Regions from separate parts of the Mus musculus genome. Here region 1 is linked to region 2. A link is a loop called in an ENCODE intact Hi-C map of the cell type or tissue named here. Cell type or tissue: left cerebral cortex. All regions are shown on one strand. Links, peaks and the distances in the headings refer to the core of each region. The heading gives the core; the rest is flanking DNA.

What was found. Hi-C counts contacts between places; a loop is a spot of excess contacts. Peaks named below come from ENCODE experiments on the same cell type or tissue, not always from the same donor. Only the 100,000 strongest peaks of a DNase experiment are listed, where the experiment ranks them.
Region 1: it touches region 2 in a loop (2.2-fold over the local background); 7 of 42 quality-filtered maps call a loop at or near these places.

What each region holds. Positions count from the first base shown.
Region 1 is chr15:98,164,252-98,179,321 of GRCm38, forward strand. It overlaps Ccdc184 (coiled-coil domain containing 184), which reads left to right and starts at 3,555. Exons shown (of 1, transcript NM_177716.3): 1 at 3,555-5,883. The coding sequence starts at 4,065. The coding sequence ends at 4,640. It also overlaps a transcript of Asb8 not described here. In left cerebral cortex, for the core only: CTCF peaks have their summits at 6,336 and 9,736; DNase peaks (open chromatin) are centred at 2,866, 3,524, 4,160, 4,300 and 6 more places; H3K4me3 peaks cover 4,152 bases; H3K27ac peaks cover 3,916 bases.
Region 2 is chr15:97,842,831-97,857,900 of GRCm38, forward strand. Gm33690 (a long non-coding RNA gene) reads left to right here and starts at 4,645. Exons shown (of 2, transcript XR_384427.4): 1 at 4,645-4,822. Vdr (vitamin D (1,25-dihydroxyvitamin D3) receptor) reads right to left here. Exons shown (of 10, transcript NM_009504.4): 10 at 11,597-14,801. The coding sequence ends at 14,542. It also overlaps a transcript of Hdac7 not described here. In left cerebral cortex, for the core only: CTCF peaks have their summits at 6,479, 7,024 (motif pointing left), 7,839 (motif pointing left) and 11,415; DNase peaks (open chromatin) are centred at 6,550, 6,991, 7,756 and 8,380; H3K4me3 peaks cover 420 bases; H3K27ac peaks cover 519 bases.

The sequences.
Region 1 (15,070 bases), core at 2,355-10,354, 320 kb after region 2:
TGCTGGGATTGAAGGCATGCGCCACCATGCCCGGTTTAGCTCCCTTTCTTTTACAACCCAGAATCACCTGCCAAGAGTAACACCACCCACCGTCGGTGTGATGGTTTGTATGTGCTTGGCCCAGGGAGCAGCACTATTAGGAGGTATGGCCTTGTTGGAGCAGGTGTGTCACTGTGCGTGTGGGCTTAAGACCCCCACCCTAGCTGCCTGGAAGTCAGTATTCTGCAAGCAGTCTTCAGATGAAGATGTAGAACTCTCAACTCCTTCTGATTCATGCCTGCCTGGATGTTGCCATGCTCCTGCCTTGATAATGGACTGAACCTCTGAACCTGTAAGCCAACCCCAATTAAATGTTGTCCTGTTGCCTTGGTCATGGTGTCTATTCACAGCAGTAAAACCCTAACTATGACAACGGGCTAGGCATCAATTAGCAACCAAGAAAATGTCTCAGAGACATGTCCATAGGCCAGTCTGGGGGCAACCGTACCTTAACTGAGGTTCTGTCTTTCCAGGTGTCCTTAATTTGTGTCAAGCTGACAAAAAGACCAATGGGTACAGTCTTATACTGAGAAAGGAACACAGCTTCGTAAGTTATATTTGGGAATGACTGTTTGGGGATTTTAGACTAACACGTAGCAGCTAGACTTTCAGTTGATTTAGTGTATTCTTCTACACCCGAGCCTGGAAGCATCTTTATCAGATTTATTGTACCAGCCGTATAAGACAGAGACAGATAATGAAGACCAGGAAAACAGCAAGGTCTACTCAGAATCGCAGTTTTCATAAGAATGTGATACTTAGGACTGGGCACACATCATGGAGGCTACCTTTACAGTGTGAGGTCTCTTCTCCCTACAAGCTAATCAGAGTGAGATAAAAGGACATCACAGCTACAGTGACACCCAGAAACTAAAGCCACACTATGACAAGTTCTTCTGAATAGTTTAGTAGTGTGGCTGGGGTACTCATCCACAGAGTCTGGCATCCCATTGACCCAAGCTTATAACCCAACCAGCTAATGAAGGCTTCCTTCCCTGTATACACCACCCTTAAAATACAAAGACTATGTATTCCTCCATCTCTGATTTTCATGCAGAATTTATGAAATCTGTTTTTCTTAATCAAACATAACCAATGTTTCCTCCCTATATTTTCAAGCCCCACCCCCAAGTTCCCACCCCACTCCCCAAGTTCCCACCTACCCTCTCAAATGTCTGACCTGGAATTGGACTGGATCAGCCACGCTCCTGGGCCTCTGCACCTGCTTCCCATGATCTTCAGTGCTTCTCCAGGAAATTCCCCTCCCTCTTGGCCCAGACCCCTTGTGCTCTCTGGGTGCTGCATGGTCAGAGCCTCTGAGCGACATGATATTCTGATGCTGAAAGCCCTGACACACAGTACCTGCAACAATAGTGGCCAAGGGCCTTGTGTGATGGCATAACCCAGCTCCTACTGAGCAGGGCTAGGTCTGACGTAAGCCTATCTTGGCAGCAAACGTGGGAAGCATTTCACTGAGAACAGGATCGGTCTTCAAGGGTAGAAGGCAGGGAGCACTCTGGAAGAGAACCATCAAGATAGAATTCTTCATGCGAGGTGCCACAGAAGAGATGGGGAGGAATGGCCCATGGCAGAAAGACTGCAGAACATGCCAGTCTTTTCTTACTATAGTAAGGTTCCCATGGGAGGGACGACAGCAGGACTGGTCCTGCAAAGCTCTGAGAACCTTTGCTACATCGTGATTAGATGTCATACTGGGTAAGCTCAGCTGCATCTTGCCTCTGTTTCTAGTTCTCCTGTAGTTTGAAAACAAAACAAACAGCAGACATTTGCACACGAGTGCATGTGTGTTATGGTGAGCCTGTGAGAGTCAAAGTATAACTCTCTGTGCCGAGGGATACCAAGAAAAAGTGTTCTGCTCTTTCATGAGCCAGCTTAGGGATCATCTAAAGTTTATTGACCATGTATGGCAAGAATGGCAGAGGCAAGAGCAACAACAAATTTGTTGAAGGAGCAAGGAAACAAGATTAATCATTAGTTTTTAGAAAGCAATACTGCATGGTGTGTGTGTGTGTTCATCTTTGTTTTGGGGAAATCAAATTTCTCACATCTGTCCAATATATGTCTTAAGTTATTTATGTAAACATTCCGACCCTGGGCACTTTAAGATAGTTTAATTTGCTTTTATTTTAACAGTAGCAGTAAGACAGGCATAGATGAATCTGTTCTTTGGTGCCTCAAAAACCTGGCTGGACACTCTTCATCGCCAAGACATACAACCAGGGAAATTAAAAAACACACTTGCAGTTACTGAACTACAGGTGACCAATGACACTCACCCACACTTAATTTTTTATACAGTTAGACAGCACTGTTCATTTACTTCTCCTTCCCAGAGTCTTGTAAACTCAGGGTTTTGACCACTTGGCTTCCTTTTATCAAAGCGATGTCAGCGTGTTATAGCCTACAAGATGACTACCTTCCCAGCCTATGTCGTCTCTAAATATATTATAACCAAATTTTCTTCCTCCTCCTCTTCTCCTGCTCTACCCTCTAAGTAGGGGAAGGAGTTTTCACAAAGGACAGGGGTGGTTAGTGGGCATCTAAAGATGGGAACTAGGGGCGCTGGCCCTAATAATTCACTCAATTGCACTTCGGTCCAGTGTTAACTCAGATTTAGAAACACTATTATTCGGTCCGTCAAGAAAACGATGTCAGCTGAGGTCTCTCAGTCATTAAGGGCTGAAAGGAAATTGTATTCAGGTCTTCTGAAGTCCACTATGTGTGGGCTGGAGAATCCTGGGGAGGAGAATGGTACTTGGTGGCTCTTATTTAAGTAGCTATTCCACAAATACATCATCTGCTCTCTGCGTCTCGGACGCTATTTAAAGCGCTGGGGATTCCGTGATGGAGGGTGCAGGGGAGGGGAATCTGTTGTTATGGAGTTTTCATTCTCGGAATTTAAGTACTTAGCTTCATAATTTTCATACCCCCCCAACCTGGGTAGAAACAGCTGGGTCCCATAAGAGACTGTATCTCACCCTGAGCTTTCTGGAGGGAGGGAAAATTGTTTTTTGTTTTTTTTTTTTTTTTTTTTTTTTTTTTTTTTTTTTTTTTGCTGCAGAAGGGAGAAGCAGATCGGTCGCGCCTCCCTCCGCCTTCCTCTGCACCTCCAAGCCTGGTGCTGCCAGCTCGCCTGGGATTATTAACAATCGCTACCCAGTCCTGTGGGCCGCTGGAGGATGGACCTGGCTCTCCCATGGTCCTCCAAGGAAGGAATGCGGAGAGCGGGTGAAAAGCCCCCCCCCCCCCCCCAGGCAGACGGTCTCTCTCCGGCTTGGGGGTGGGGGTCGTGCAGCAAACTGCTTTCTCATGCTGTCCTATTAAACATTGCAGCCACATGCTCTTTGCAGCTTCTCTGAGGCTACTGCAGCATCCCTGCCCCGCCCGTCAGCCCATACAACAGAGCTTCACTGCAGCTTCGGAACCCTGTTCTCTTTCTTCCTCACTTCCTCGTTGCCATGGAGACACACGTCATTTACGTGCCGTGCGTCGCCTTGGAAACGGGGGAGCATCCGCGGCGCCGCCGGGAGACCCGCCCCTGCCTCTCCAGCCGCACTCGCGGGCACTGCTGGTGGATGGCTGGGGGGAGTCCCGAGACTGACGCGCTGCGGGTCCCCGTCTCGACCCCGAGCCCTCTGCGAGCGCCTCTGTGACCTGTGAGCACTCTTTGTCGGTGATTGCCGGGAGGGCGGCGGGGACATAGGTACCACACTGGAGGCGAGCGGGCAAGCCACTTTTGCCCCCTGGGTAAGCCCGAAGATCCTGGTCCCGGGACCCTAGACAGGTCTTCGATCCATAGACTCTTCTCAGCCCTCCTTGATCCCGCCCGTGTCCTCTGCCTGGGGCCGCTCTCTTCACGTAGGCTCCCCGCCCCTCTAGGGAGCCTAGGTGTCCCTGGGCTCCACCCCGTCCCTCCCGGGACCTCTCCCCCTCCACACCCTTCCCCCACCCTGGAGGCCCGCTGGACACGACCCAGAGCTGCCACCGCCCGCTTCTGCCACTCAATGGAGGACAGTCTGCTGGAGATCATGACCAAGGACGGCGGCGACATGCCAGCGCCTCTGGAGGTGTCCACGGTGCCCGCCGTGGGGGACGTGATCTCTGGGGAGTATAACGGCGGTATGAAGGAACTGATGGAGCACCTGAAGGCCCAGCTGCAGGCCCTGTTTGAGGACGTGAGGGCCATGCGAGGGGCACTGGACGAGCAGGCCTCGCACATCCAGGTTCTGTCGGACGACGTGTGCGCCAACCAGCGGGCTATAGTCTCCATGTGCCAGATTATGACCACTGCGCCCCGCCAGGGAGGCTTGGGCGTGGCCGGCGGCAAGGGGAGCTTCCCAAGTGTTCCCCATGAACCAGAGACACCTTCGCCTGGGATCGAGGACAGCGGCTTGCTGGGTCGTGATCCTGATGAAGACGAGGACGAAGAGGAGAAAGAGACACCTAACCCCGCCACACCCACCAGTCACTGCGAGCTCTCTGAGAGCCCCGGTCTCCTTGGGGAGGATGGGCCACTTGTGGAGCCCCCCGACCTTCCTGACATTACCCTGCTGCAGCTGGAGGGCGAGGCCTCTCTGTGAGGGAGACCCCACCAGGGAACCAACTACCCGCGCTGGCTTTGGGTTTCCAAGTGCTTAACCCGAGGGGACTGAACAGTGCGGTGCAGTGTTCTTCACTTCAAACGTGGTCCTTATAGGTCAGGGAGAGAGACTCCCTCACAGAAGGATTTGTAGAGTCAAGGACTTTGGAAGCATCGCGAATTCCACCCAAGCAGGCATCATAGCAAACTGCAGAAAGGTGAGGTTCCCAGAAAGGACGTGCCCATCTCTGGACTCTCATCTATCCCTTTACCTTGCCCCCTTCCCCTCTTCCTAGGAAACAGGAGGACCATTGAATTATGTAAATAAAATTCTGCTTTTTCTATTCTGAAAAAGGAGTCATCTAGGACTTTGGCAAATAATCTCTATTTACCTAGAAATTAAGGAGTTGGGGTATTCTGTTCTGGCAACAGGAAATTTACCCTTTTCCCCAAACCCAAGATATTCAGTGCTCTGCGGAAACCTCTCCCCCTTACAGATCGCTCTGCAACTGCTGATGGGTAAAGGAAGCTTGAGGAGGGAACTGCGGCCCTAGGAGTCAGGGTACTCGGGTTCCCAGGGCCCCTAGGCTGGGAGGAGCTGGCTCTGATGTGCATGAAGACACAAGAGCTCAAGCTCTGGCACTGAGCATGCAGAGCCGAGCCTGCCCCGTCGCTGACTTCACCTGGGATTGCTTGGCCACTCACCTGGGCCTAGAGAACAAAGTGCTCAGGTCGCAGGCAGAGACTTAGGACTGCTCAGCAACTGTCCAGATTTAAGGGGACATCTGAGGAACTCTTGGGGGAGGGGGCGCTGCAGCCCCAAGCTGTCTTTTCTGGCTATACCTGCTTAACTTCAGTTCCTTTTATTATTTTTTTTTTCCTGTCAATATGTCGGTACCCTCTGCTTTCTGGTGTTGCCTCCATAATGTCTTGTGTTATGTGTGTCCACTTGTGTAGTAGTGTGTGAGCCCTCAGGGGCAGGGCTTGTGGCTCTAGTATTAGGTTCAGGGGGCTTCAGACCCGTCTGCAAGCCCCAGGCTATCATGGCGCTTTCTGCTCTTTTCCCTTTTATGCCCCACTCCTCAACCCAGGGCACGGAGCATGTGGCTGTCCTGAGTGTCCTTAACTGATGTGCTCCTACCTTCCGAAGTGGTGACTGTGTGTGCCCCTTCCCTCCTCTGTGTATCCTTTCTTAGTGCTTTGCTTGATGTCAACCTTAATAAAAAGGCACCATCTCCCCTCTTGCTGACTGGTACTAAGTGGGTTTAAGGCTGGGGCTTCTGGGTCTGCTGTGTGGATCAGGGCTTAGGAGAAAATGTAGGGGACCAATGCCTTCCCTCCTCTCTTCTTGCCTCCAGTCCCAAAGAGTTAACTGACTTTGTCCTGGTTGGGACAAGCTTGCCAGCTCTGTCTGCTTTCCCTTCTGCCCTGGACCTTGATCCAATGTGGACCTGGAAAATGCAGAGATCTGCCTGGAAATACCCGGCCCGGCTAACAAGGGTTTTGGTAGCCAGCACTCCACACCTGCAAGAGATTTCAGTGAAGCAAGCCATGGGGGTGACTTCTGAGTGAGAGCCCTGGTACAGCAGGCATGCCACCTGTTCTAGGGATGGAGTGGGAGTCACTGTTCTGGAGGGGTTGCCCGGGGTTTCTGGAGTGGAGTGACACATCACTAAGGAAACCACAGGCACTGCCTCAGGCCTCTAGTGGAAGATGTGGGCAAGGTACTCCCCGGGGAGTCAACACTGACATCATCTCGAGGCTGCTCCCTCGGGAGATGGAGATTTCCTGAGGCTGCCCCAGAACAAAGGTTGAGAGCCGACTATGATGTGTGTGTGTGTGTGTGTGTGTGTGTGTGTGTGTGTGTGTGTGTGTGTGAGTGAGAGAGAGAGATGTAAATTACTTCTGTTACAGAGAAGGCTAAAGGACACTGAAGGGTTTGATGCAGGTTTGAGTTTTTAATTCCAACACTGAGTTGACTGCCTAAGACTTGCTCTTCACAATGCATATGCTAGGAATAAAACTATGACTCCTAGGACATCTTGTGCAAATGTTAGCTTCTCGGTGGTTCTCCTGGCCAGGTAGAGTGGGGATGACTCCTCCAGCGAAGCAGAACCCAGGGAAGGTCTAGAGACAACTCCCCACCCCGGGTTTTAAATGCTTATTACTGATGTACCTGTGCATTTGTGCCTCTGTGTACGCACGTGCACAAACGGTGCCCACAGAAAAGCCAGGAGAGAACTGTTTGGGACGACACCAGAGGAAGCCTTGAGGTATACAGTCCTTGGGTGACAAACTGGGATTCAGGCAGGTGGGAGCTGATGGACATGGTGTTGAGGACACTCAAGTCCCCCGGGAGAGTGGCACATGTTTATAATCAAGACGTTTCTCCAGCTTTTATTTTGCAGGTCAACTTTGTGCCATCCCTCCTTTTTCCCTCTTGTTCTTCTTTAGACGGGGTCTCACCACATAGTCTGGATAGCCTGGAGCTTACTATGTAGAACAGACTGGCCTCTGACACACAGAGATCCATCTGCTTTTGCCTCTTGAGTAAACTCCTTTAATGTAATCTTTTCCTACATAAAGAACCCTTACCCTTGAGGACAGAATTAAGGAAAAGGGCATGGTTAGCGTCTTAAGATAGCATGGACCTTTTCATTTTAAGAAGTAGAGACAAGCCATAAAGGCTGTGGACTAACCCTGTATTCATACATAATATGCCTGAGAAAGCTGTGAGGTGTGCAGTCCTTGGGTAATGAATGCTGGGCCCCCAGGGGAGCAGCTAGAGCATCCAGCTGAGGATGGGGACTTAGGCTTCTGCTACAGTTTCAACGTTCAGCATCCATTACCAAGGCGGTGATCAGTTACTGAGCTCCACCGCTTTTATCTCCCAGCAGTTTTATGAGGTAGAGAGCGCGTTGTTACTTTTTACATAACAGCTCAGAAACAGATTTAAGGCTTCAAGGTCACAGACTGGAATGTGGCAAAGCCAGGACCTAACGCTGAGACGGTTTGATTTAAAGAAGCCTTGGATAGAAACCATCTCTATTTTTTTTTTTTTTTTTAATTTGGCTCCTCAAAGAGCCTGAGAGTATCCTGAAAAAGAAATCAACCACATTTGGGCAGTGAAAAAGATTACAGTTCAGGCTTTGGTTCTAGACCTTTCTCAGCACTGGGTGCATGGAGCAGATGGCTGTTTGGATCTGCTATTGGAGAGGAAGTTTCCAGTGCTTGTTGGCATCCCCGTCAGTTTCTTCCATAGGTGAGCTCTCTTTTTTGTTCCCTATCGGTCAGATTCTCTGTCATTTGAGGCAACGCCCATTTAGACTCCATAGAAAGTTCTGGTTGAGGCCTTTAGCCATGGATTCCAGGTCTATCGCTCTGCACACTGTCTTCCAGGGGTTCTCAGCCCTTAAGTTACTCCCTGCAACCTGGCAAGTCCAGAGAGCAGCCTTCCCACAGAGAGCAATTGTTCTGCCCATCCCCTTCTTATCTGCACCCGGAACAGATTTTTGCACAGGTTACTCCTTCACCCCTGTTTCTTCCTTCTCTGCCCCTGGCTTCTGAGGTCTCTTCTCCAGCCTGCTGGTAAGGGAGTTTCAGCTGGAGTTCCTCACCCAGGGTTCATGGCAGGGCTCACTGCTGAATATTTCAGGAAGCAACACACATTGGAAATTACAAAAGCCTGCAAATATATATTCTCTCTAGAGATAAAGGGCCATTGTTTTTGCTTAGTCTTTAAGAGTAAGGATCAGGCTTTTGTAAAATGGGACTAGTCATTGAGTAAAGTGTAACGAGATGTTTCAACTCAAAAAGCACCAATGAAGAAAAGACCAATTGAGCCTGGCTCTTGCAGCATCCGTGCCTCCTGGAGCCTCCTGAGTATTTCCTGGCTGGAATTGGAACGGCCATCTCGATGGAATTATTCACCACTTCCTTGATGAATTTTAATTACATTAGCATCTATCAGGTGCTACAGCCCTTCTCCCCATTGCTTCCAAGTCTTTAACAGTAGAGGGTTGACAAAGATGCCCGAGAGTCTAAGTAAGCAATGTCTTAGTTCACCGGGGAATGCACAAGCATGTCGCTGTTCACCCCAGATAGGACACCAAAGGCAAACCGAGGAACCATCTCACCCAAGTCTAGGACGAAGAACTAGTGAGTTTATAGGTTTGCTTAATAGGGGGATTGGGATTGAAGGGAGTATTAGAGAAGCATGAGTAACTCCAAGGCATCACAAACAGCCCACCCCAGCATGGGTGGCTGCTCCCAAGAGCAGCATCGGTGGGACTCCCCGCCCACTGGCAGGCAGCTCTCTCTCATACACCTGTAAGGTAAGTGCTACTGTTTACCTCACCTTTCAGGGGTGGGTCTTGTGAAGTGGGTAACTTTGAGATCCTCCCTCCCTCCTTTCTGGAAGGCACATTTTAATGGAGAGAAAATAACTTAATATCAAACTCCATGGCTTCAAGTTAAACTTTTCAGTTTGGGGCCAACCCAACCACAACTGTTTCTGGAACCGCCGTCTCTAACCCACCTAACGTGCCTCTCTTAGAGATCTGCTCCCAGACTCAAAGACAAAGCACAGACAGTTTCATAGCAATAAGCTACAGCTTTAACCTGGTACAGCTAAACTCTGCTCTTGGAGAACGACCCCCTTCCCTGTGACATAAACTGGCCCTTCCACACAGCACGCAGATTTATGGACTCACAATGGCGTTGCAGATTATGCTTTCTGCTTGACGTCTATGAGTGGAAGCCTTCCTAGAACTAAGCTACGCCACTCCTCAAATATATGTCTATATATCTCGCAAGACGTAAAATGTCTTGCTTCGAGAGGCAGCTTTTCATAAACTTCTCCCCTTATTAAAATGCTTAATATAGAACTGTATTCAGGGCGCCTACTGTGGTCGGAATACTGAGACATAAAAGGGCTGTCCATCAATCTTTCATACTAGCTATCATCACCCCCTCCCCGCCTCTACATTGTCCTCAGAAGGTGAGTTCCCCCTGAAAAACAGCTTTTCTGCTTGGAAGCAATGTGTTTAGAGAAAGAATCCGGCTCTGTAAATAGTGCTGTAAGAGCGCCACCTTTTGAGGAATAGAGACATTACAAGAGGAACCTCAAAGTGAATTTATGTCTTTTTTTCTCTTCAGGACTGGCAAATGCCTACTAAAGGCTTGGCTTCCTGCCATGTGGTGGGTGGCGAGCTGAATAAGTAGAATGGATCTGAAGAATATATTTTAAAAAGGCAACTGCCATAAACTAACTTCGCTCCTCCCGCGGTTACCTACTCCGAAAATTAATCTTCCTAAACCAGAGTTCTGAATAGTTACTCTCCTTAATGATCTGCAACATCTTCCCATTGCTCCCTATATTAAATATAAAATATGGCGTGTGTGTGTGTGTGTGTGTGTGTGTGTGTGTGTGTGTGTGTGTGTGTGTAGGAGTCAAGCTCCCTGCCAAGAGCCGGGCATACCCTCCCCCACCCCCACCCCCTATATTTCTTTTCCTAGCTACTCTTTAAGGACCGTCTTACCTCATCAGAAGCTCAGATCATTCCAATCAATGCTGGAGAGGGTTCCCAAGTGAATTCTGCTCCTTCAGTCCTGGATGAGCCTCCATTCCTTTCCAGAAAAGTCAGGTACAAACCTCATCTCCAGAAGTGAGCCTTCTGTCCTAGTTACTGGCATTACCCGTCTCCCCTGGTCGTTTGCCCCTCATGCTGCCCGAAAGTGAAAAAAATCCCCAGAGATACTAGACAATTCTTTTTTTATTATTATTATGAATGTGTGCTTTTATTTCTAAGAGCAAGGTTCACCGTTTTCATCAAAATTTTTAATGGGTAAAGTCGAAAGGAGTAGTGAAGCGGGCAGTGGTGGTGCATGCCTGGTACTCGGGAGGCAGAGGCAGGCAGATTTATGAGTTTGAGCCCAGCCTGGTCTACAGAGTGAGTTCTAGGACAGCCAGGGCTACACAGAGAAATCCTGTCTCGAAAAACAACAACAACAAAACAAAAACAAAAAAAACCCAACAACAACAACAAAAAGGAATAGTGAACTCTGTGGCCAAAGTGTCCTGCTCTTCATTCCCCGGAGATGCCTCCGCTACCCGCTACTCTGTAAAGCTCCTGACTTTAGTATTCCACTTTAGACATGAAGAAATGTGACCTCATCCTTCCTCTAAGTGTCTACGGCGGCAACGGGGTGGGTGGTGGGTGGTGGTGGGGTATGACAATAACCTTTAGATTTATTTGTTTTATGTATGTGAGCACACTGTTGCTGTCTTCAGAAACACCAGAAGAGGACATCAGATCTCATTACAGATGCTTGTGAGCCACCATGTGGTTGCTGGGAATTGAACTCAGGACCTCTGGAAGTGCAGTCAGTGTTCTTAACCACTGAGCCATCTCTCCAGCACCCTCCCAGCCCCCCTTATTGCCTTTTTCTCCTCCTTGCCTGCGTGTGTTCAATCCTGAGCACACTGTCCATCTGTTTCCAGGCTTATGGGTACCTTGAGAGCTGCGACTGTGTATTCGTGCTATAGGGTCTGAGGTGTCTACGGGGACTTTATGGTACTGTAGGGTGAGTGGCACCTCATTTTAGGATCCCCAAGGAAAGGAAAGAATACTGCCACGAATGATCATTGGGTTCTTATCACTTGGGTCTTAAAGGTTCGTTCTTATTTAAATATCATTTATTTCTAAATTTCAAAAGGGACTTTAAACTATCACTACCACGTACACAACTATAACTAAAAGTCACTCCAGAATTACAATTACTTAGCCTTGAGCCTGGCACTTCTGAATCACTTTTGTCCCTGTCTGTATTTTTTCTATGCATTTCTATTAGATGCCATACTGAGTTTTAGCAAAGCAGTTTCTTAGGAAAGAAAATGTTGCCTGCGGGAGTTCCCTCCACGGCCCAACTCCTAATCTCTGATGCTGTACTTCCTTTGATCTTGCCAGAGACAGTTTAAGGTAGGTGTTTGAACAGCACTAGTATTTCTCCAAGGGTTGATGAACTGAGGGCTTCCAGTCATATCAGTCACTTTGAATGATAGCTAAGGTCAAGCTCGAGGAGTGTCCTTGTGTCCTGACTTCTGGGAGCTGGCAGGAATTATAAACTACCATTGGTTATATAGGACATTCTATTTGAAAGATGTTTAGATGTGTGAGAGAAAACAGTTTCCTGTATCAATGGAATTTACATTATTATCATCGTTTTTCTGAGGAAAGATCTCACTCCGTAGAGCAGTCTGACCTCGAACTCACAGCGATCCACCTGTCTTTGCCTCCAGAGTGCTGGGATTAAGTATGTGCCCATCACACCAAGCAAAATTTACTTTATTATAAAGGCATCTTGATAATAGCCCCAAAAAAGTGTTCAGCTGAATAATAAAAGGAAAAGGAGCAATTGAGAAGCAGAGGTGAGGGCTGGAGAGATGGCTCAGTGGTTAAGAGCACCGACTGCTCTTCCAGAGGTCCTGAGTTCAATTCCCAGCAACCACATGGTGGCTTATAACCATCTGTAACAGGGTCTGACGCCCTCTTTTGGTGTGTCTGAAACCGCAGTGGTGAATACATTAAATATATAAATAAATCTTGAAAAAGAATTTAAGAGAAACAGAGGTGAGGATGGAACTGAAACATTGTCACCTCTAAGAGTCTTTAGTTTTTTTTCTGAAAGAAACTTTGTTGATGTTTGTGCAGCTATTTATATGTAAGTTAGATGTCCAATGGGTCTTACCAGTTACAATTTGACTTTGAGTCATTTCTTTTTGCTGCTCCCAGACACCCCTTCTCCAGGTTGGTCCTTGGCATATGGGGAAAGTTGCTGTGCATGCAGGCAGGAGAAGGTACAATAGAAATGAAGTACTGTAAAGACTCAGAGTAGGGAGAACATTGGAAGAAAAGCAGCAGCTGGCATAGCATCCCACTCTGGGAAAAGGAAGTAGAGTGCTCTTGGCCAAAGCACCAGCAAACCTTCCCTAAATGAGCTACATAGGTGTCTGCACAGATGTACAAAGTATGTTGTGCAAAACAATACAATTCTTGCATTTTACACATAGAGACAAAGTATCACAAGCAAACGAGAAACAAACAGCCGACCTGACCTCCTGCCTGAAACATGGCAGTCAAAAGGGGCCAGCAGTCCCTTGTTCCAAAGAAACAGAGCTAAGTTCTGGCAGGGGAGAAGGGCTCGCCCACTCCAGGACACAGACTGTATTCTCTTGTTCTCTTGGAACAGAAGCAGCTCACTGTAATCTACAGAACTTTAGCCTCGAGTTTGGCAACTTTGAGAAGAAGAGGGTCCTGGAGAGGATGACAAAACCAGGCAGTGAGGGTCATAAAACAATACCCAAAGAAAAGGGAGAAAGAAAGAAAAGCAAAGTGGCACTTAACATTACGAAGGCAAAGCAGCATTCTGTCCCAGAGAGCCTGACTCAAAAAGGAGTCACTTCGGTAAATAAAAGGAGAGGGAAGAGGTACCTTTGTAAAAATGTGCCAGAGGCTAAGAAAACAGGCAAATAGGCAGCATTACAGATCTCAAGAACAAACATGGGCATGAAGCCAAGTTCTAACAGGAAGGGGAAAGGTAATTTAATGGAAATGGTAGCCCTTAGCACAGTGGTTCTCAACCTGTGGGTCGGGACCCCCTTTCATAGTCCATCAGATACCCTGCACGCCAGATATTTCCATTATGATTTATAACAGAAAAATTACAGTAATGAAGTAGCAATGAAATAGCTCTACAGCTGGAGGTCACCACAACTTGAGGGACCAGTGTTAACCTTGCATTAGCAAGTCTGAGGACTGCTGTTGTAGAAGGGGGAGGGGGCAGCAGAAGTTGCTGCTCTGGGTCTGCTTGTTCCTCAGAGGAGAGTCTTTAAGGTAACCATGTGGATGAGTCCCTGTTAGCCCAGGAGATCAGGCGAAACAAACAAACAAATCCAATGACAATACTCAGATGATAGAATCTTTGTAGTTGGAAAGTCTATGAGATTAAAGGTTCAAAGATGACACTTAGTCAATAGACTTTCCTTGGAGGAGTATATGCCGTGGCTGGTGGGAGCCCACCTAAAGAACTCAGATATAGAGATGTGCAGAAAATCAACTTAACGGAGTGGTACCCATACACCAGTGCTTTCAAAAGTACCACGAGGACTCTGCTTTTACAATTTTTCAACTTTTCTGAGCTTAATAATAAAAAGTTAACTGTGGCTAGAGAAACAGCTTAGCAGTTAATAGCTCTTCCTGCTCTTCCAGAGCTGCTGAGCTCAGTTCCCAGAACCCACTTTGGTTGGCCCATAACCTCTTGTGACTCAGCTTCTGGTATCTGCCACCCTCTTCTGGTCTCAGGGGACACTGTACTCTTGTTCCTCAGAGGAATACACACACACACACACACACACACACACACACATACACACACACACACACACACCTTTTAAGAGTTATTGAGTCAGGTATGATGGCTCATGCTTTTAATCCCTGCACTTGGAAGGCAGAGGCAGGAGGATCTCTGAATTCTAGGCTAACTTGGTCTAGTTAACCTTTTAATATGCTAATGTTATATAGATTAAAAATGCTACAAATTCAAACTCAAATATTTTTGATCATAGCAGTAATAATCATTCCATCTTCCGTAGCTATTGCAAACAATAAATCCAACACATTTATCCTATTAGAATCTGTGAATTTCAAAGGACATCATGTACAAAATGGGTTGATGACAGAGTCGAATAGAAAAAATATTGGCTTTGCCTAAAATGAACAAGAATAAAATATCGTTCTAGAATATACAATTAATACCTGCAAATAAATAGGAACAAGACGTCAGACCACTGGCATAAAGGAACAAAGGATGTGATCTGGCAACTTACTAAAGAGGAAAAACTAATAGGAATATGAAAATTCAATTAAAATAGTTAATAATATAACACAAGCTAAACCAATAATGTGTTATCTCTTTATAGCTACCAAAGCTACAAAAATAGGAGCTGGCAAAGTTGCAAATATCAGACATGCAGCTCTATAGGGTCTTTGGAAAGCCATCTAAGAATACATGTCACGTTAGAGCTTTACACAATATAGGATAAATCTTTTTACAGTTCCAGAATGGATCAAGCAGGGATGTCTGATGTAGAGTTATAACCTAGTGAGCAGAACTGGAGATGACACTGGAGTTGTCATGCCACTGTGAGAGTGAGCCAAGAGAGGCAGAATAAATGTTAGCATCTGGCAAAGTGCATGGAGCTGGAAAAACATGCTCAGTGACTCAAGTAAACCTAGGACAGGGCAGACATCTCAGCAGCTTTGGAGAACTAGAAAAATGAGTGTCTAGGAACGGAGGTAGGGCTCACTGATAGGCATCTGCTGAGCATGGGCAAAGCTCTGGGCTCAATCCCCAGTAGAGAAAAAGAAAATT
Region 2 (15,070 bases), core at 3,508-11,507:
CATGGAGAGACCCTTTCTGAAACAGAAAGGGGAAAATAAATAAATAAATAAATAAATAAATAAGGAAGTAGTTAGTGGGGCCAAGGGGCAATGTGAGTGTGCATGTTTTCTCATCCGTTAGCAACATGGAAGCAGGATGAAGACTCACCAAAGCCTCCATTTGGCTATAAAAAAATTATGAGTCCATTTACTCTGAAAGTCCATCTCTTCAGCTCAATCCTCATATCCTAGCATCATGGACATGAGCTTCATTCTCTTGAAAGCAGAAAGCCCACAGCAAGGCAGATTGGCCCAGAACTCACCCAGGCTCCCTGCTGGGTCCTAGGATGTTCTGGGTCCTAGGATATAGGCAGAAAATGGAACTTTGTTGTCCCCTCTGCTACTATTGAGGACAGGGCCATGGTATGAGCTGAGAGGGAGAGGGCAGAGCAGGTACTGAGGACCAGTGGGTGTGTCACGTGTCTGAGTAGCGGCTACAGCAAGATTAGGGAAGGGTTGGGGGATTCGTCAAGGAGCTGAGGGGATAGGAAGGCTCCTGGCTCTGGGGGAAGGGCTGGCTGGTTGTGGTTGACCACCCGCTGTTTCACATCACCCTGAAGGTGACAGGAGATGTGTGTGAGCCATCACCTCACTGTTCCCCACAGGAACTCTACCTGGGCCCCCACCTACAGACATCATCCGGCCTGAAAAGCCTTGGGTTCCTCCCTGCTCAGCTGCCTTCTTTCGACAGACACACTGAGGCCTTGAAATAACACATCTTTATTTTCGCTGCCCTTTCCACATCATTTGCCTGTGATTCATTTGTTGTCAAGAGGCATTAAAACTTCCAACTCCCAGATACCAAGCACCCACTAGTCTCAGTCCCCCAGTAGTCTGGTCTCCTATTCTCATGTGCCAATGCTCTCCCCCTTACAATGCCTTGCAGCCACCAACACGGTCCGTGGAAGCCCCTCTTCCTACATACAGATGTGGCCTCCACTCAGGGTTGGGGTGGAGGGGTTGAAACCGCTCCACAATACATTCCCCTATTTCTCTGCCCAAGACTCTGGGCCTCAACCCTCGGATGGGAAGATCTCTAGCGTTTGAGTTTGAGATAACCTCAGAAATACAGGAATCCCTGGAAAAGGGGCAGTAGATTTCTTTACTTAGAAGCAGGAGATGTAGAAACCCCAGCTCCCCACCACCACCACACCCCAGCTCTGCCCCAGCTCCAGAGGCAGCACTTTTCTGAGAGTCCCCACCTCCTCAGTGTATCTGGCCTGTTCTTCTTCGTACCTTAAGGCCTGGGCTGGGGTCCCTTCCCCATCATTGTTTCCAACTGGCGCAGAGCGTATGTTTCCGTCTTTGTGTTCCACATGCACATGCTGAGCGGGGGTCAACTCTCACACCATCGTTTCCAGCTAGGGCTCTGAGTCTCCCTGACCCTCTCTAGGGCTATGGAGGTGCATCAGAAGCTAGAGGGTAGAACAGCCAGGGGAGGAAGGGGGTGAGGCGTGAGGAGAGGGTGGGAGCGGGGTCGGGTGAGGGGAGCTGCTGTGGTTGGGTTATCTGATGTGGGAGCCAGGTGTGCAGCTTCGGGGCTTCAGGGTGGGGGAGAGCAGCCTGAGAAAGGAGACATGGCAGAAGCAAGAGCAGAAAGTCTGTGTTGAGAACCCTGAATGAAAGAGCAGACAAACTCTGTCAGAGGCCGCTGCCATCCTGGCTCTAGGTCTCCTAGATACGGGGGGTGTCTCCTTCCTTGCCAGCTTCATTCCCAGAGAGATAGGCAACCCGTTCTCAATAAATGTGGCAGAGGGAGGGGTGGCCATGGAGTCTGTGGCAGTGGGGACAGGGTCTGGCCTTATCCCGAATCAGAGCGGTTGGAGACAGTTGCTGGTCTGTCATCTCGGTTGGGGGTTATGGGTGGAGAAGTCTTTGTGGGAGGAGATAATGGCATGCAGATAACAGTGCCCAGGGCCAGATACCCCTCCACAAGTTCTCCACTACCAGATCCCCCAGCCTCTGCAGAGCCTGCCCCTGCTCTGATTCTGGACTGGGCATGGCCTGGCACCGGGTGTGCCCAGTTTCCAGGCCGGGTTACAAGAGCGGCTTAGAGGGCAGAGCTTGTGAGTTTCAGCTCCTGCCTCTGCCAAGCCTGGTTTGGGGGAGGAGCTAGTGGGAACAGGTTGGAAGGAAGGCATGACTGGGTAGAGGAGAGCATCTGCGAGCATGAGGGGAATATCGCAATCGAGGCTGGCGTCTCTCAAGCAGTTACTGACAGACTAGGCACGGTTCTCGGCGCTCTGCCTTTAGTTATCATGGTACCTTTCTTCAGGGAACAGTGACAGTTTTTACAGAAGAGACAGAGAACATCCCCGGAGTATAGGTGGGGCTGGGTCCCATCCCACCCCTGTGTGCTTTTTCTGCTGCCTTAGACAAAGCTACCAGGCATCGTACCACAACTCTCCCTTATGTTGTCATTGTAAAAAACTCTGTGTTGACATTCACAGGGGAGTAAACTGAGGCTCAGACAGCCCAAGCCATTTCCCCAAGGTCACTTAGATGTTACCAAGATGGCCATCCCCTCCTTTTTATTTTATTTTATTTTATTTTATTTTACTTTTTGAGTCAGAGTTTCTCTGTGTAACAGCTCGGCCTATCCTGTACTTGCTTTGTAGAGGAGCTCAGAACTCACAGAGGTCAGCAGCCTGCCTCTGCCTCCTGAGTACTAGAATTAAAGGCATGTACCACTATGCTCAGCCATCTTTTAAAACCAAATATTGTTGATATATTTTTCTTTTTGAGACAGGGTCTCACTGTAGGCCCGGAGCTCGATATGTAGACAGGTTGTCCTGGAACTCACAGTGATCCACCTGCCTTTGCCTCTCAAGTGCTGGGATTCATTTGTGTGGGGGCAGAAGAGAGTTGGGGGCAGCAGGTACACATGCTTACAGTGCAAGTGCGGCAGGGAAATTTACGAGATTCTGTTCTCTTCTTCTACCATGTACGTAAGCTCTAAGGGCTAGCCTCAGGTCATCAGACTTGATGGCCATCTCAATGGCCCAGGAAGACCAACTCTTGAAGCCCATGCCCTCATTCACTAATTGGCTTTTCTGACCAAGACTGGGGAGACAGGTGGAGAAAGAGCTGATAAGACCACAGAGCTTATCTGCCTAAGTGGTCCTCCTGGTCCAGTACTGTGTTTAGTCTACCTTAGGGAAGAGCTGTAGTGAGCATTTACTAAGTAAACCAGCAAACGTCCAAACAAACAATGTCTGGAGATCTTTCAGGACAGAGGATTGTGCAGGTGTTATATATCAGTCTCCTCCAAGACTAAAACATTCCATCCTCCAGGGGAGCTCCTTAAGAAGGGAGGTAAACAACAACAAAACAGCTTCAGGAAGTCCCTGAAACTGACAGGATTCACCTGCCAGTGTTCAAAGAGGACTCTCAGGCAAGAAAGGCTACCAGGACGAGGCAATAACCAGTAGAGCTGCTTCGGAAAGGTTCAGACCAATTGAGGCACCCCGAAAAGGACATTCTCCAACTTGTTGGGTTGCCTGCAGGTTGAGCGCGTACTCCAGGTTTCCAGCTTTGTGAACTGTCACCTCTGCTAGGGTGGACTTTGGTGATGCAGCTATCTTTGAGTCATTTCTGCTCCTGTAAGTAACCCTTCAACTCATCTACCTGTAAGTAACTTGAATAAAACTCATTGGTTCACCAAGTTGGATTTGGGTGGTATTTGGACTCGGTCTGTTGTGGGTTCCTTATCTGGGTTGAGTAGATGTATGTGGGGCATCTCCCCAGGAAAAGTTTTGCAACACAACAGGAGCCACTAATACGCCATCTGCCACCCTCTTTGGTCTCTGTTACAGCCCCTCCAGCCCTCCTCTATAAACACAGCAGAAAGCAGGGAGTCCCTCAGGGTGGGGTTCTTATCATCGAGGAAGTGGATCTGGCTTCCCCCATCTCTTTTTTTTTTATCATTTCCCCCCACCCCATCCCCTTTTTATCACCCGGGGCGATGCAGAATCCACTCCCTTGAGCCTCTGGGGTCCCGGGTGGGAGAAGGCACCTGGGTAGGGGCAGACACAAAGAGCCCCAGCCTTTCATACCTGGTCCGGTTACCTTCAGTTCTCAGACCTTGTCAGGACAGGCTTTGGGGTCCACTATCATGATTGTTTGATCTGTCTGGCCTTGCTAGAAGGCAGAGGGAGAGTGGGTAGCCAGGCGCTGACCAGGGCAGAGCACCTGTTCTTGGGGCTGGCCAGTTGCCACAGGTGTTCACAGATGGCTGCCGGGATTCCAGTTAAATGGGTTTGGGCGAGAGCAGCAAGGTCTTTTGCAGAGGTCTCTTCTGGGGTCTACATGAGAACTCTGCCCTGCACCCCAGGACTGCCTGGGGTGTCCCTTTATCTTCCTTTCTCTGCAGGTTAGGACTCTGGAGGGTGGACCTTTCTCCCTGGAGTCCAGCACAGATTTTCAGCTTGGAATTGAATACTTGACTTTCCCTTCTTGAGTGTCCTGGATCCAATAAGCCTGGATTCTGACCCTGGGTTCAGATCTGGTCTAATTCTACAGGTATCCTCTAGGTCTATATAAGACTTGGGGCGTAATAGATGGGCCCTGAGTCATTGACAAGCTCCCCACATGCATGCAGAGGATCTAATCTGTCCAAACAGCCTCCTTCTCCACCCCTCCCTCATGAGCCGTGCTGTCTTTTACACGGAACCAAAGAGTTCCCAACTAATGCACACAAAGGCTGACCTGCAGGAGAGTTAGCCTCAACTCTATCTCCTTCAACACCTACCTAAGTTGGAAGAGTAAAGACCAGGAGAGTATTGTAAGTACGAGATGGGGCTGGAGAACTAGCTTAGAGGTGAAGAACACTTGTTCTTGCAGAGAAACCATGTTTGATTCCTGGGACCCACATGGTAGCTCACAGTCATTTGTAACTCCAGTCACAATGCCCTCTTTTGACTCCTCTGAGCACCTGGCATGTGTGCGGTGCACATAGACACATGCAGACAAAATATCAACAAATTTAAGAGAGAGAGAGAGAGAGAGAAAGAGAGAGAGAGACTACTGGAGGACAAAATGAGGCGCCAAGGGACTTGAGCAGCCTAATACAAACTGTCAGCTTGATAGGAATATTTGGATACCGGATGGTTCAAACACCCATCTGGCCAGATAGAGAAGACAGGAGATACAGCAGAGGCTTTCTGAAGAGGTAGTGGGCATGTTGGATTTGAAGCCACATGGATTTAACTCTCCACCTCTCCCAAGTTCAAGGAAAGGATTGACATTTGCATAAACATTTCCATTTCATTTCCCCAGCAAAGGGTTTGTTGATTGGTTGGTTGGTTGGTTGGTTGGTTGGTTGGTTGGTTGGTTGGTTTTGAGAAAGTCTCTTGATACAAAGCTCCAGCTATCCTGGCCCCTGGAATCTTCCTGCCCCTGCCGCTGGAGCACTGGAATTACAGACCTGTGACACCAAAACTTTTAAAACTCGATGTTTACTGTGGGAAAAAAAGGTCTTTGCAATGCTCACAGAGGTGGGCAGTCCACTGCGTCATGTTCATCCATCCACATGTTCGGCTGGATCTATGGAAGCCCTACTTTGTCCCAGTCTGGTAAACAAACTCGAAATGCATGCTGCCCTTCCTTCTATGGCACAGTGAAAGTGTGATGTTTACCCAAAGTGGGCAGGTGAGGTGGGGCAGGGGTGCAGGGTGGCAAAAGTCAGGAGGGGAGCTGGGAAAACCATGAAGTCTGAGATGGAGATTTAAGGAGCAAATGGAACTTGTCTTAGGAAACTATAAGGGTAAAGGACCAGGGGGTTTCTTGGGGGGGGGGCAGTGTGCAGAAAGCATACAGCATAGGCCCCAAGGGGTAGCCTCGGGGCCCCTGTGGGTCTTGGAGACTCTGCAATAGCAACCGTTTTCAGTTCCTTTCATAATAACACTACCAAGACAGTATTTACTTTTTCATTCCTATTCCTAATGATATAGTGCCTCCCCTCCCTCCAAGCTGCTTCTATGACTACTTGGGATGTCACACCAGGCTGAGTGCAGAAGCTGATAAAGAGTTTAACTGGCTTCTGTTATGTCCAACATTAAAGCGCTTTGGAAAACAGTATTCTTTGTCATTAAACTAGTGTTGCTCCAAAGAATGGTCCTTTTAATAACAATCGTTTAAATTAATGTCAGATAGATTCATTTTGTTATATTTAGAAAGGTAATAGTATTTACTTTAAATCCCTGTATTGATTTCTAATATCATAAATATTGCCATTTTTTCTTTTTTTTTTCTTTTTTTTTTTAGACAGTGTCTCATGTAACTCAGGCTGACCTCAGACTCTCAATGTAGCTTAGGCTGGCCTTGAACTCTTGATCCTTCTGCTTCCATCTCCTGCGTGCTGGGACTACAGCTGTCTACCATCACACCTAGCAGCTAGATATAATTTACAAAAGCAAAAGTTCTCAGGGTTCCTTCTCTTTGTGAGGCGAGAGAGTCCTCTGGCTGAGCATCTGAGAACTGCTGGGCCGCAGGCTCCAACACGCACAAGTAGAGAACTGGAACCTGTTGGATACAGCATTGGCCTGATCACTTTTAACATCTGGTGCAGGAACACAAGGACCCTGGAGAGATGAGGTGGGATTTACACTGCATGCTGGGATACGTGAGCGGGGAAAACGTGGCACAACCAAAGCCATCAGATCAGATCGGATTCTTTAAACTTGTGCAGCGTCTTCTTTCTCTGAGCGCGTACTACCGTCAACCTCCGGGGTGGGTGTGACCCACGCGCCATGACGTCAGGAGGTGGGGAGCGGTTGCTGCTGTCTGTTCTTTTCCGTCATTTATTGTTTTGTGGGGATGAAGTTGGAGAAGAAAGGACTGAGATGGAAGAAGCTGGTGACAGCAGTAACCATAGTCCTCTGTGTCTCAATTTGGATTCCACTCCCAGCTGCCCACAGTCTGGTTTGGTTGGGTCCAATTTGGCTTATTAAGTGGCTCACACGCCCTCTGGTGGCCAGATGTTTGAATGACACTTTCTTTAGCTGCTGATATTTAGGGAACAGAAGCCCCTAGCAAGAGGCAGAGATCTGAAGAAGAGGCCTAAGACATCATTTGGGGACAATCAAGCCTCCAAGAATCAGTGATCAGAGCATGGGAACAATGCCATCTATCTTAGGGCATATTTATTTGGTCACCCTGCAGCTCAGCAATGATGCTGGCAGGCCTTTATGGTCGATGGCTATGTGCCAGCTACTGTGATGAATTTCTTTTAAGATTTATTTATTTTATGTATATGAGTACACTGTAGCTGTCTTCAGACACACCAGAAGAGGGCATTGGATCCCATCACTGATGATTGTGAGTCACCATGTGGTTGCTGAGAATTGAATTCAGGACAGCAATCAGTGCTCTTAACCACTGAGCCCTTGTGATGAATTTTAACACACTTGTAGCAACAGTAACCCTTCAAGGTGGCTACTGTTACTGCTACCATTTATAGAAGAAGAAACTAAGGCTCAGAAGCATCATGTAACAACCTCAGGACTGGGTGTAGTAGTCTCCTCCTTTAACTGTTACTGTGGTTTCCACTGCTAGTGTCTCAAATGGTCTGTTTGTGAGTCTGTGCTTAGAAACTTTGGAAAGAACACACAATCAGCCTTATGGGCAGCCTGAGGCTTAGCTCACTCTCGGCACAAGTAGGTGGTAGAGGCCACAAATACAAGATCTTGACCTTAGGAGGCCCTGGTTTGAGGTGTCCAATGTTCTGGGGTAAGGGGAGGGGAACACCATCAGGTGCTTTCAGCAAAAGGACCTTGGGGGGCCGTTGCTGTAGGGTAGTAACTCCCCCTAGTGGTGGAGCTCCAGCTCAGATTTCTCTTCTGGGAGAGCCTCAAAGGACCCTGTGAAGGGGGATGTCTGCCTTCCCAGATCCACAAGGAAGCTACTGGGATAATTTTACCTTCTCCTCAAGTTTGAACAGTCCTCTGAAAAAGGTCTCTCCAGGGTAGATAAAATGTAAAGAAATATCTTTCACTCCTACCAGCCCTTGGTATATGTCAAGGACATGTCAAGGTCACCCCTAATTCTGGGGACAGCCTGTATCTAACGGCTCTTTGATGTAAAAGTGGAAAAAATCCATCTTCCTCAACTGGATATCATCCAAAGGCCAGCCCAACTCCAGGCTCTCCTTGAGAGGCATTAGGCCAATGGGATGTTTCCCAGCGCAGCTTCTCCCTCTGTCTCAAGCTACTTCTTGAGACCTCTCTCCAGTATGGAGAAGTCCTCTATGGCCCTCAAAGTACATTTTAGGGTATGCTTCTCCTGATCCCCATTCAAAACACTCCCCAGTATATGACAAGTGCAGATACAGGAGACTCGGAGCTGTTATCTGGAGTAGCGAGCCTCGCCCACAACATCTCCTCCCTCACACTACCAGGAGGATTGAGTTTGAAATTAGTCTGTGCTCAATAGTAAGTTCCAGGTCAGCCTGTGCTGTATGGTAAGACTCTGTCTCCAAAAATATAGCACTAGGGAAGACGGCTTGGGATGACCATCCCTGCCCAAAGGACATTATCCCTCATGGTAGCTCTGAGGCCACTGAGCACTGGTAACTCTGAGAGCCATGGTTTATCCAGTTAAAGAGTTGAATGCTCATTTCGTTTTTTTTTTTCCACAGTTATGAGACTCTTTTTTTTTTTCCTGAAATGTCTAGTAGAAACGCCCTTTTGTTTGTTTATTTTTTGTGGTTTTGAGACAGGGTCTCTCCACATAACCATTGCTGTCCTTTGGTTTTCTTTTCTTTTCTTTCTTTCTTCCTTCCTTCCTTCCTTCCTTCCTTCCTTTCTTTCTTTCTTTCTTTCTTTCTTTCTTTCTTTCTTTCTCTCTTTCTTTCTCTCTTCCTTTCTTTCTTCTTTTGTGAGTTTCTTGTTGTTTTTTTTTTTTAACTTTTTAGCTCTGATTCTTTGTGAACTGCACATCATACATTCTGATCGCACTCATTTCCCCATCCCTTCATATCTGCCCTCTACCCTTGCAATCTAACCCCCAAAAGAAAACAAAGACAGAACAAACAAGCAAACAACAACAAAATCTCACTGTGGAAGTTGTAGTGTGTTCCAGTGTATCACACAGTACACCCTTTTGCCCCAGACGGATTTACTTCAAATGTTCATTGCAATGAGTCAGGTCTGGCTCAAGCCCTCTGGCTTCTGCTACACTATCAATCCCGGCTCTTCACTGTAACTCCTCTTGGATATCCTGTAGTTGCCCTGTGTCATGGAGATGCTACAGCTTTGGGTCTTCAGGACTAGACCCTTCACACACTCCAGCAGTTCATAGATGGGGTAGATGGTGGGGTGAGCCAACTCAGAGACCCAGATCTGGGCCTGGGTGGAAGCTAAGTTGGGTCAGCCCACCAGCTCTCCTGCACCCACACCACCAGGGCTAGCTCTCCCGCTTTGTCCAGGCAAGGAGTGGGGACACTCTCCCAGGTGTCACAGCAGTGAGGGGCGAGGCCAATTCTCCTAAGTATGGTTGTTGGTGAGGGCAGGGCCAGTTCAGCACAGGGCTTGAACATCAACATGGCTTCAGGAAGTAGTCCAGACCAGTGACATCTGTATGACCTTTGGTGGTAACAAGGGCCTGGCTGGATAAGACCACAGACCCAGACATGGCCCCCTTGTGGCAGCATGGGCCTGGATGTCACCATGGCTTCAGGTGGCACCATAGGACACTCAGATCAGTATGCCCCCTGTGGCAGCATGGCCCTCAGATGTCCACATGGTCTCCGATGGCATCTCAGAACTCAGATATTCGCATGTCCTTTGGTGATAACTCAGGCTACAGATATTGACATAGACCCCACCTGCAGCAGGACCATGGACCCAGACACAGCCTGCAGCATCCCAGGCCAGGATATCACCATAGCCTCAGGCAGCAGCATAGGCTACTGAGATCAGCTTGGCTCCTGGTATAAGTATAGCCTCCATTCATCACCATGGTCTCAGGCATGGTCAGCCCAGCCCACTGACATCCACATGGCCCTCAGTGGCAGCATGGACCATGGACATCATTAGAGACCCCAGCTGCTGCAGTAGCACCATGGACCCAGACATGGCCTTTGACAGCAGCAGGACCTTACCACAGCTTCTCATTTCTGCCCGTTCCTCACCACCACCACATCTCCAGTTCCACCTCTCTCCACAGTGCCCACACCTCTCGGCTTAGCCTTTTCTCCCTTCTCTCTATTGTGTGTTCCGTCTTTCCCGGCTCCCTATCAAATATGTGCTCATTGTAATGGTGTCCACCGCAGGGCCAGGGCAGGCGCTTAGGCGTCTTCTTCCTTCCTTTGCTTTTGATGATTTTCAATTTTTCTTTTGTTTGTTTGTTTTTGTTTTTCGAGACAGAGTTTCTCTGTGTAGCCCTGGCTGTCCTGGAACTCACTCTGTAGACCAGGCTGGCCTCGAACTCAGAAATCTGCCTGCCCCTGCCTCCCAAGTAATTCAGCAGGGCATACTGCTGCATGACTTTAATTTCAGCGCTCGGCAGGCCGATCTCATGAGTTCAAGGCCAGCCTGGTCTAGAGAGTGAGTTCAGTAGCCAGGGCTACACAGAAAAACCTTGTCTTGAAAAAAAAATAACAGAAATTATGTGGTTCAACAGTGCAGGTATAGAACAAAGGAGAAGATTGGCCTGTGAAAACTCAAAATCTCTTTGATCTGATTTTAAGACGTTTTTCTAGACTGTGTGTTCTCCTGCATCATCTCTGAGAACACCGAGGATTTGAGCTGTTTCTCAGTTTCACATTCCTACAGACAGAGACAAGCCTGCCTCAGGCAGCTATGGGTTTCTGTCTCTAAGTCAACTTATTTTTCATGACAAAGGCCCCTAGCTCTGGCTCCAGGTTCCTCTATTCCCATCTCATTCTGCTGGGACATCTTAGTTTGTGGCTTGAAAACTTTTCAGATGTTTCTGCAAATTAAAGTAAACCACACTCCCAGGTTTCTGAACTAACCTTAAAAACAAGAACAAACAAACAAACAAACAAAAAACCTGGGTAGGACTCGGCAGTGACATTTGCAATTCCAAGTCCTTGGTTGAGAATTCTTGTGTGTATCTCACTCCACTGGGCCTCATGGAGCCGTATTTGTGCACAGGGGTTACTGTAACACCCTGAGTCTGGGCTGAGCAACAGTTTCTAACGCAAGAGCTAATGTTACCAGTGATCACTTGGCTTTCTTTCTTGATGTTCTTTGGCAAGGGCCACACCTAACTGGGGCTAACACATTAGGCCAAATACTTCTAGTGTGTGTGTGGGGGAGCACTCTGTGATCCAGCACCTCCATTTCCCCATCACTGAACGGAAGCCTTCACATCCTACTTAGGGTGGTAGCAAGAGGGCCTATCATTTGTCACACCACTTAACTCTGTAGGGGGCAGTAGAATGTTGCAATTAATTAAGACTTCCAGAGAGAGGTACCCGGGTCTAAATCCCACCCCTCCCTCACCACCAGTGAGCTTTGGGTGACGAATCCCCTCCGCCACGTGGAGACAAAACCAGCGCATCTTTCACGGGGTCCTTACAAAGAGCAAGCAAGTTGGTTTTCATGAGGCATTTATTTACAGCGGTACTTGTCACGTAGCAAGCGCTATGAAAGTGTGAGCATCTTTTATTATCATCGGCAAAGCTTTTTCATTGGTTTATTTGACAAGCTCCTGGAAACAAAACAAACAAACACTTTTGTCTCTCTCTCGGGAAGTCTCTTAGGAAGCTCTTTAGAGCCATGTCTGACTTCCACCAGATTTGTCATTTATCTCAACCATCTCTGGTGGCCTGGTTTGGACTCCTCCCCTACTTTCTCCCACGCAGGCAGCAGGAGGATTCTCCTATCTTGGGAAATCTTGCTGATCTCTCATTTTGGTACCCATTTCCGCCTCGGAAGTGTGAGCTCTTTCAAGGCCCTGCCTTTGTACATTCAGAATAAAAATAGATGATGCTGTTCTCTCCCAGTTCGGCTTCGGAATCCTACTTGGTCCTGCTGTCTTTTCCTCCCAGCTCCCTGACTTCCCTTTGGGCACTTCTCAGTGATGGACCCCTTGGGCTGAGAAACTGGTATTCTCTGGAGGCCTGTGGAGTTTCCTGGAGAGGCAAGGGCTGGGAAGACAGAGGCTTTCCAGTGCCTGATGCACACAAGGCTGATGCAGAGAGTCCTAAAGCCAAGTCTCACTCAAAGAGGCCAAGTGCTTGCCTCCTTAGGATGGGTGGCTGAGTTTATTACCCAGGGAAAAGGGATCGTAGTCCCAGACATAGGTTTATGCTGATATCCAGGGTTTCCTCATAGCCTGGCTCAGCTACCAGAGCAGTGGAAACAGGCTCACTACAAAGCAGCCCGGGACCATAAGTTCAAATTTTCTCCAGGCCTGGAGATGCTTCTAATTATATGAGCCCAGGTAAATCACACTCTCCTCTGATGTCAGGTTCTCATTATAAAGGAGTCGAACTAGCTTATCAACTTTCAGACTTTCCCTCCTGTTGAGTAGTAAGCCAGATCAATGTGTTCTGCTGCTAAAATCAAAGGTCTTTCTCTAGGGTTTTTTTTTTTTTTTTGTATGTGTGTGTGTGTGCAGTAACAATAATCATTAATATACAGTATTTTCACACACACACACACTGCTCTGAATCAGGTGCCACCACCCTCAGTGTTAGAACACAGTACAGGTGGGGTCTAATTCTGAGAACACCTCTGATGGAATGACTTTAAAATAAAGCCTTCTGCATGCCGTAATGCAATATGGGAAAGCCATTCTCAGATGTTTTCCGCTTGAATTCTGGGAAACATAGGGCCAGGTGGACACTAAGGGTTCTTCTGATGTTAAATGTGATTGATCTCAGGATTTTCAGGGAATCTGGGGCTCGTGGGGCCATGCTCCGTCTGACCTTAGCCCTCTATTGGTGCTTCCAGTGTGGCTGCATTCCCTAGGTCAAACATTCACTGGAAGGTCCTTCTGTGAGTCCCCCTTATGAAGAGAACCTCCTCTGCATGGGTCCCCCCACACCCCCACAACGCATGATCAGCAAGAAGTATATTTGGGGTGAATGAGACCAGGGTTCCAAAGTCCTGGACTGGGCTACTACAGAGGAAGAAATGGAGTTTGAAGATACGTCCCTAGCCCATCACCTGACCGTTTCGTAGGTCTACATTGACTTTTGGGTGGTAGAGTGAAGAGTCAGGAGGAACTGGACCAATATCACTGTACCACAAGTTCTAACCTGCCCCCTCTACCTTTTCCCTGAGGTGGGAGAGCTCATGTCTGGCTTTACACCTGAAAAGCAGACTTGGAGGTCCATCTGGGCCACTGTTGGTTTTCTGCCATCCCATTCCACTGGGTGGAAAGGGTAGCTTTTATTGGTAAGTGGGGTGGAGATGTGACACTGTTGCTCCAAGTGGGGGTGATGGAGAAGCTGAGATAACTTCTGGGATACTCTTGGTGATCAAATTGTAAGGCCTGGGTGGCTCAAGGACCTGCTTTCCTGGGTAGGTGGTAAGGCACTGGCAGGGGAAGGGATGAAGACAGGGCTAGGGACGTTCTGAAAGTTGGGGTCAACTTGGTCCTGACACATCTAATAGCTATAGAGGAGAGGAGGGGTCCCAGTAGCTCCAGGCTTCAGACACCTCAGCTTGGTGACAAAGATAGATGGACCTCCATTTGTTGTCCTGCTGGGAGGCTGGCTTTGCCTGCTCCTCATTGCTTGGGCTCTGTATTCCATTCCCTGGGGACTTTCCAATGGTGGTTTCTAGGTCCCTGGTTCTAGGGATGGGGGAAGAAGTCCACTTTACCAGAGGTACTGGACTTGGGGACTTACCATAACAAAACCTCAAAGGTGGGAACTGCAGGGCTAGGGAGGGCTCCTTGGTTAGTGTGGTAGAGTATTTGGTCATCTTGGCAGTGAATGAGTCCATGAGTATACCAGCAGAGGAAGGAGGCCCCACAGTGACTGACTCCCCTGGGTCAGAATAATACAGACAGGTGGCAGGAGGAGACGGGACACACTAGGGATGATGGGTAGGTTGTGTACCCTTTGTAGGCAGGGGCAGGAGTTCTCACCAGGCAGGTAGGTTTGGAATCGGGGTAGGTACAGGTACCTGTCCCTGAGGAATGGACTCATCTCTTCTGCCTGCCTCCCTTGACACAAGCAGTGGCCCCTTATGGCGGAGGCATTCCCTAGGCAGAGCTCTCTGCCTTCAGCCTCTGCCCTCTACCCTCTTCCCCCCATCCCACACTTGAGTTTCTTTGTCAAATAAACAGCAGTGTCTCCTAACTGAGATCTCAAGGGACAGGAGCAACCTGCAGTCTACAGGAAAGGGAGATCAGGTGTGAGGCTGGGCAGGAGAAAGGATGAGCCAGACAGACACGGGCCACGGCAGAGGAGGAGCTGAACTCCAGGAGGGGCAGGAGGCACTGCTGGGCTGCAACCAGCCCAGGGCCTGGGCACAGGGCCCCAGAGGAGCGGCCCTACCCAGGCACCACTGCAGGCCACCCTGGTCAGGAGATCTCATTGCCGAACACCTCTAGCACAAGGGGTGTGAGCTTCATGCTGTTCTCCGGCTGGAAGGAGAGGGAACGGTACTGTTTGGAGTGCTCCTCATTGAGGCTTCGCAGGTCAGCCAGCTTCTGGATCATCTTGGCGTAGAGCTGGTGGCTGCCCGGGGGCGGGTGGCGGCAGCGGATGTAGGTCTGCAGTGTGTTGGATAGGCGGTCCTGAATGGCTTCAACCAGCTTAGCATCCTGTACCCCAGGTCGGTCTGTGTCACAGGATGGAAGAAGACAGGATGCTTGTGGCTTAGTTTTACAGTATCCACCACACAGGTGCCCTATGTCAGCATCTCCCCCGTTCCCCATAACATCCCCTGCATTTAGGACCAAGTCCTTTCCTGGGCTCATCTGGTCCTGTCCCTACCTCATCCCATTCCTTCTGTCTCTAGGTTCAGTCTTTGCTTTGGTATCCAGGTACTTCCCACTCTCGCTAACAGATCTCCCCTTTGCCTGGGCATCAGCTCTTGTCTTTCCCCCT